Linked DNA regions of Homo sapiens: regions 2 and 3 are each linked to region 1. Evidence: chromatin loops called from intact Hi-C (ENCODE). Cell type or tissue: heart right ventricle. All regions are shown on one strand.

Region 1 (2,500 bases):
ATAAGTTTATCAGCCTAGGTAGCTGTCACCTAGCATTGGCTCCAAAGGAATGACATTATATAAGACAGTAGAAATTGGGGATGAGGGTGTGGGCCTAAGGGCAAAGGTAAAAGAAGGAGACAGGTTAAAGGAAAAAGAAATCAGAGTACCTTAGGGGTACTTTTTTGGAGGACAAAAAAGATGGTTCTGTATCAGTGGATATTCAGACTTCTGGGCCTGTTGGACTATGAGAGCGTTTCCTGTGTATCTATTGCGTACGGCAGTTCAGAAGCAGTAAGTAAATGGTCTTTGTTGTTGTTTTTTTAACATACTATTTTTAGAGCAGTTTTAGGTTCACAGTAATACTAAGCAGAAGGTACAGAGATTTCCCAGGTACCCACTGCTCCCACGCAAGTATAACCTCTCCCACTATTCATATCCTGCTCTAGCGTGGCACTTGTGTGACAATTTACGGAACTCCATTGACACATCATTATCACACAAAGTTCATAGTTTACATTAGGTTTACCCTTGGTGTTGTGCATTCCACGGGGCAAATGCATAATGTCAGGTATCCACTATTATAGTGTCATACAGAATAGTTACACTGCTCTAATAATCTTTACTCTGCCTATTCACGCCGTTCTCCCTTCAACTCTTGGAAATCATTATCCTTTTACAGTCTCCATGGTTTTGCCCTTTCTGCAATGTCATATAGTTGGAATCACATATATCTAGCCTTCTCAAATTGGCTTCTTTCATTTAGTAATATGCGGGTTCTGGGGGATTCAGATTTCCTTACCTCTTTCTTCTACTGCCTTTGGATTATTTTCCCTGAATCTCTTCCTGTAAACTTTCACGTTTATAAACTTTTTTTCCCTAAATAACTTTCACTCACCTCTGGAAGCACTCACTGTGTTTTGCCTCTTGGAAATCCAGCCTTGTCCCAAAACGAGAATATGTAAACATAGCTGTTTATTAATTCTTTCTCTTTTTCTGTCTTCCTCCCTCTCTCTGTCTCTGTCTCCCTCTCTGTGTTTCTCTCTGTTAGTTCTGTAGAGAGCGCTTCAACTCTTAAAATCCCTCTGCTGCCCTCACGTGGACATCTGCTGAGAAGCACGATGTCCTCGAAACTGAAGGCCAAATGGGGGAATTGGTGGAATTATCACCTGTCTCCCACCAATGGGCTCCTGGTGCTGCAGCCAGGACTTTGACCCACAGTCACAGCTTTTCCAGGTCTTTGGCTTAATTTGATAGACTCAGCTCGTCTCCTGGGGGTGCTGGTAGTACATGAGTAGTTCTTCCTTATGTTCTTGTCTCAGTACCAAGGTCTGGAGTCAAAGGAGAAAGCAAAAGCAATTTCTTCATTAAAGTGCATGAAGCTTCTCCATGTAGATAGTTGATAGCTCACTTTGGAATGGAAAGAGCTGCCACCTGTTGGACTGTTTCTAGCTGGGATCAGGACGGTCCTTGTCTGGTGTCCAGATTGACCTTCATCCTGGGCACGAGAGAGTTCCTGTGGGCCCTTTCTGCTGTTGCTTTATTTTTCCTCCAGGTGTGAGACACCATGCCAGGTCCCCTCTTAAATGTTTTTAACACGGCAAGAATGTCTTTGTGCAGTAGGACAATTCTTTTCTCCCTTTCAACATTGTAAATAGAAATATTTTAAACATACAGTACAGTAAAAAGAATAGAGCGATGAACACCCACATAACTTTGATCAGGATTAAAAATGTGTTAATATTTTGGCAAACTTATTCTGTCTCTGCACACTTTCTATGATGAACCATTTAAAAGTAATTTGAAGACTTTGTCATACTTCATTATTAAATATTTCAGCATGCATCTTCTTAGGATGAGTATATTTTCCTAAATAAACACATTGCTATTGGCATACCTAGGAAAGTTAGTAATAATAATAATTCTCTAATATAACTTAATAATCTGCCCATATTTAAATTTCCCTTTTGTCTTTAAAGATACTTTTGTAGGTACTTGGTTTACACATATTAATAGTTTTGAACCAGGATAAAAACAAGGTTTATACTTTGTATTTGCATATCTATTAGAATTCAATCCAGAAAGCTAGTTTAAAAAATTATTATTCATTTTCAAGTCACATTGATGGTCTCAAAAATGCAGACCAGTTTTTTTTATGTCCCTCAGGATCTGCTTCCCTATTTCCACATGGTGTAGTTTGCCTTGTTTTTCTTTCTCCTCTGTTGGCCATAGACTGGCAACTGGATCTAGAACCTTGCTCAGGTTATGTGATTATAATCACTGATAGTCATGATTCTTTGTGATGTTCCCATTGTCCGGAATTTGTCTGCAGCGAGTGTCTGTAAGCTAGCTTCTGTCCCTTTTTCATGTGATCCTGTTAATCTCTGAGTGCGCTTTTGCTTCTTGTCACAGGAATATGTCACAGCCACACCTTGTGTTTTCTCCCTATTCCTGGAACCTGAGATTTCTCCAAGGAGCACTGCTTTGTTTTCTTTTTCTTAAAGTGGGTAAAAATTATTTG
Region 2 (2,500 bases), 97 kb after region 1:
AATAAAGACAAGTAAAGATAAAAATGACTAATCCTTAATTGCATATCTAGAGAGGCTCATCCTTAACATTTTGCTCAAACTCTTGCACTTTTTTCATGAAAGGCTAAATAAGCCAAGCATGTTATCATGCACCAGGAGTAATAGCTACTCTAGAGGCTGAGGCAGGAAGATCGCTTGAGGCCATCCACTACACTCCAGATGTAGGCAACTCCATCTCTGAAAAAATTTAAAAGCCAAATAGTAATATTTTAGGATTTGCATACCATAAGTCTCTGTCAAATCTATTCTTCCAGAGCAACCATAGACAATATGTAACAAATGAGTGTGGCTGTGTTCCAATAAAACTTTATTTACAAAAGTAGGCAGTGGGATAAATTTGGCCCATCTCTTGTTTGCTGACCCCTGGATTAGGTAAAGTTAATGGAACAATATGCAAGGGATTATTACCAGCCCAGGTATCTTACAAGTTAGTGGATCAGTTCCAGGCTCTCAGTCTAAGTGTCTACTTCTAAGGTGATTTGGATCAAACAACATATAAAAATTCTCATCGGAGCAGAGATACCAACAAAAAATGTGTTTACTCTGTCTATCTGACTATCAGTCAAGTGAATTTCTGCCTGGATTCCTGAGCAATGAATTGACATGTCTGCTCAATTAATTGTCTAACTCCCAACAGCATAGTGCTGCCCACAGCTCCTACATAAGCCACAGAGTAATACGTGGTGATGGAACAAAATCAGTAGTAAAGAGGAAGAACCTGGTCTGGCTAGGGGGACACCTGCCCAGGTCTGCAGGCCCCTGTGAGTGAGCAAGAAAGCCTAACATTTGGATGTATGTCATGATGACTCCGGCTAGTCCTAGCGGGGTGGACAATGAAGTTATAAATACAGATTTTGCAGAGATATTTCTGCTTGCATTTGCTAGATACGGCCTGTTCACCTCAAACACAGATTAAGGAACAGCAGTGTTATCATGGATGTATCATGCCTACACTGAAGAGATAAGCGCTTGCAGGCACTGCCATCATGTGGCTATGTTTGGTAATTTATTTGGTAATATACGAATGAATTTTCCTGTGGAAAGTGATATCAATATAGAATATATAGATATCAGTATAGAATTTATGGAAATTTATTGATGGCAATATAGAGTTTATAGAAATTCATAATAAATTATAAATTATGGTGAAATCAAATTTATTTTTCAAATATTTGAAATAAATTTTATATATAAAGTTTACTATATTAATATTTATTGTAAATATAAACTTTATATATGTATTATTTATTAAATATTGATTAAATGTGTTATAATGGTATTAATATAAATATTTATTATAAAATGAATTTTGGTAATATATTAATTATAAAATAAATAATAAACATATATTTGAAATATAAAATTCACAATAAAATTTGTTATAATAAAGTTGAAATCCAGCTACATAAATAAATCAAATTCATACATTGATAACACTGTATGCATTTTCTAATGTAAACATGACTATGATGGAGGTTTTTTAAAGGTTAATTGAAATGATGAAAGAAATGGTAAGGTCTTAGGTTCCCATGGGGATAATGTGTTTTTATTTGGTTTCTCTCTCCAACAAGGAAAGACTTGGATGTGTATAGTTTATTTGGGAAATGGTGACAGGAAGCCAGGGAAAGGGAGAGTAACACACGGACAAAGCTAAAAAGGCGAATTAATGAGTTGGTTACTATTGTGAGCAACTGGAGATCAATCCCAAAGTGGATATTCTGAAGAATTATATAGAGTGCATTTCATAATTGTCTCTTTGAGGGACAATGTGGAGTATTTATTTAACAACCCAGTTTCCATTGGTTGAGAGTTCCCCTCAGGGACTTTAGCTCCTCTGAATTTATAAGCTGTGCTTGGGCAAAAGAGGCAGCCTTACATAGCCTGAACAAAAACCTGAGTAAGTAAAGGAGAAAGACTCTCAACAGAGGACATAGCAGCTGCTGGAACTGTCTGCTATGGCCGCACTGCTAAATGGATTTGAGAATAGAAGCAAGTGGCAGAATGAGCAGATACGAGTTTTGGCAATAACTTAGGCTGAGGATTTGGGGAGTGTGGTAGACTAATCTGAATAATCTATGCAGACAAAGATTTGTGCTGAAAAAAAGGTAAAATTTTGGATTTAAAAATGTTTAATATTTTTAAAAGCAGTATTAAAAATGGACTAATTTGTCATGAATGATCTTAAAGACCAAATTCCAAGGGAAGGTGGGAGACCAAAGAGTTAAGTGGAGTTATTGAAGCTGTTTTTTTCCTAATAGCATTTGCCAACAAAGGGAATGAACTTTCAGGGATTTTTGTTTGTTTTGCTTTTTATTTTATTTATTTTTATTATACTTTAAGTTCTGAGATACATGTGCAGAATGTGCAGGTTTGTTACATAGGTATACATGTGCCATGGTGGCAACCTTCAGTTTTGAAGGCATTTATGAAGTAAGCAGACAGAGGTCAAAGACCAGAGCTT
Region 3 (2,500 bases), 99 kb before region 1:
ACCTAAGTGGAAAATTCCTTATATGAGTAAGTACTTATAAGGGAGAAAAACAGAGCTTTGTGTAATGTTTCTATAATTTAAACAAAAAAAATTTTACTGGAGATATACAAAACAAAGTAACAAAAAGTACATAAAAAGATGTAATAAAGTGTGTTTTAATTCTAGTCTTAAAGCAATTCTTAATCTCCTTAGGGAAATTCAGTCTTTCTCTATAGACTTTTAACTTTGAGAAAAATACAAACAAAGGAACTGATTTATGGTTTTCCAAAAATGTTTTTATGGTTAAAATCTGTACAAACAGATATATTTATATAAGTTACATATTTTAAGAAAAATCAGTCATTTTTCATATATAATTGCAAAGAATTAAGATCATTTAACTTTAGCACTATAAGCAAGCATTAAATTAAATGCACTCAGATTTTTGGCACATTATATGGCATTCCTTATACCACATATTTATAAGATCTAAAGGATTATAAACATATTACACATAATAATTAAGTCCAATATAAATTGTGTTCAGGTTATAAAATGCCCTATTTAAGTTGTGCTCTTGGTGAGGGTGAACAGAAAAGAAAAGGCTTCTTCTTTAGCCCTTAAGCCTATGACACAATTTCCATGCTGGTAATTCCTTTCATCTTCTGAAGAATCTCTATTTTATTATAACATTATTGGCTTTCAGCTTGGAATTTCTCTACGCAGATTGTCTATTGACAGTGCCAAGGAAACATCTCACTGTCCACAGAATAGCAGCCTCCACCCAGTTGAAAGCTGCACATTGTTTCCACTTTACCATTGGTACTTCCCTCTGATGGCATCCAGCACACGACCATTAGCCTGAGTGATGCCCAACTGAGCCCAGACTTTGGTCAAGTTCCTTCCGACTGAGCCCAGTTAGGGACACCCTGCCCCCAGAGGAATATAACAAGCCCCCTCCCCTAGCTGCCCTGCAGCTTATTTTTCGTCCAAAAGGTCGCCCCCACCGCAAGTTCCCAGAACTTAGGTGCCACTATAACCACCCCTAAGCTAAACCACATCCTGGTACCCTGAGCCAGGCGGGGGCAAAAACTGACAAACTGCAGGATGTGGCCATACTGGGAGGAAAAGTCTCCACAAATGGCCTTGCCCCCCCGACACCCCCGCACACACACACAAAACCCCTGCAGACCTACTTATACCCCTTAGCCTGTAAGCCCGGTGTCTGCCTCCTCAGATTTCTGTAGAGCAGCCCAGCAGGTTAATAAATTTGCTTGCCGACTTTGGGTCTTCTTGTCCTTTCTCTTGGCTAACCTTATAAGCCCATGTGCATAACTCCCTCTAGGTCAGCGGTCCCCCAACCTATTTGGCATCAGGGACCAGTTTCGTGGAAGGTAATTTTTCCACAGAGGGTTGGCGGGGGTTGGAGGTGGGGTGGCGTTATTGGTTTCTGGTTTATATTGTTCCACAAGGATCACACAACCTAGATCTTTTGCATGCACAGTTCACAATAGGGTTCCCACTCCTGTGAGAATCTAATGTCACTGCTGATCTGACAGGAGGTGGAGCTCAGGCTGTAATGCTCACTTACCTGCTGCTCACCTCCTGCTGTGTGGCCGGGTTCCTAAGAGGCCACAGATCAGAGCTAGTCTATGGCCTGAGGGTTGGGAAGCCCTGCTCTAGGTAACATAATCCCCTTATGAGAAATTAGACAGATGACATTGAGATGCAAGGAAAGCATCTCCTGATGAAACCATCCCAATATCACGCATAAATGAAGGCAGTGATACAATGTCCCTTATACAATTTATAATCTCTTAAAGGAAGCAATAAACATTTAAACTATTGGACTACTGGGATGTACATTTTACCAGATACCAGCATCATAATCTTATAACTCTATATGAAAGTTTGAAAAAATAATTATAAAGTTTATTTAAATGTTGATTGTCCCAAGGTCTACAGTTTCTTTTCTGTTGTGTCATCAGTGACAAAGAGTAAAAAAAGGAAACTCCCATATTTAGCACTTTAGAGTAAAACACATGGATCATCGTTATTAACAGTCCTCTGGGCGTGCTGGAGCTCACTGAGAAGGCTTCTATTTTGAGCTTGGAATGTTGTGCTGAGCTGTGCAGCCTGTTCCTAAAGAGTGATAAATAGAAAGTAAGATCAAGCTTCTTACTGATTGCCTAAATCACTCACTTGTCCTTACTTCTTTTCATCTACAGTAGCAGTAAACAGTTCCTGAATATCTCTCTTCCATTCACGTGCATCTAACCTATTTCTGTAATTATTCACCCTCCTTGTCTTTCTCTAGCTCCAGAAATGGTCATTTCTCATCCCTGGAATATTGGTGTCCCTAGGATTCCAAACCAAAGCTCCCTTCCCCCTTAAACCACACGATCTCCTTGGGCAATCTTAGTCACATCTTGACTTCAATTCTCATACACACACAGGAGACTCTCAGATATATTTCTAAGAGAAGAGGCTGATACAAAAACAGTGTATCTAAGTGACATCG

Evidence for each region. A loop is a pair of places that touch in the nucleus more often than their neighbours do. Peaks named below come from ENCODE experiments on the same cell type or tissue, not always from the same donor. Only the 100,000 strongest peaks of a DNase experiment are listed, where the experiment ranks them.
Region 2: it touches region 1 in a loop (2.4-fold over the local background); 35 of 110 quality-filtered maps call a loop at or near these places.
Region 3: it touches region 1 in a loop (2.0-fold over the local background); 7 of 110 quality-filtered maps call a loop at or near these places.

The regions. Positions count from the first base shown.
Region 1 is chr1:89,357,407-89,359,906 of GRCh38, forward strand. No RefSeq gene overlaps it. Among named protein-coding and RNA genes, the nearest start is that of GBP6, 5.4 kb to the right of the region's middle. In heart right ventricle, CTCF peaks have their summits at 1,102 (motif pointing left) and 1,306; a DNase peak (open chromatin) is centred at 1,095; H3K27ac peaks cover 534 bases.
Region 2 is chr1:89,454,335-89,456,834 of GRCh38, forward strand. No RefSeq gene overlaps it. Among named protein-coding and RNA genes, the nearest start is that of LRRC8B, 69 kb to the right of the region's middle. In heart right ventricle, a CTCF peak has its summit at 1,027 (motif pointing left); a DNase peak (open chromatin) is centred at 987.
Region 3 is chr1:89,258,697-89,261,196 of GRCh38, forward strand. GBP5 (guanylate binding protein 5) reads right to left here. Exons shown (of 12, transcript NM_052942.5): 12 at 1-2,121. The coding sequence ends at 2,008. It also overlaps the pseudogene LOC100421401. Among named protein-coding and RNA genes, the nearest start is that of GBP5, 13 kb to the right of the region's middle. RefSeq lists an enhancer at 1,345-1,846. In heart right ventricle, no CTCF peak of the experiment used is centred here; a DNase peak (open chromatin) is centred at 1,064; H3K27ac peaks cover 1,086 bases.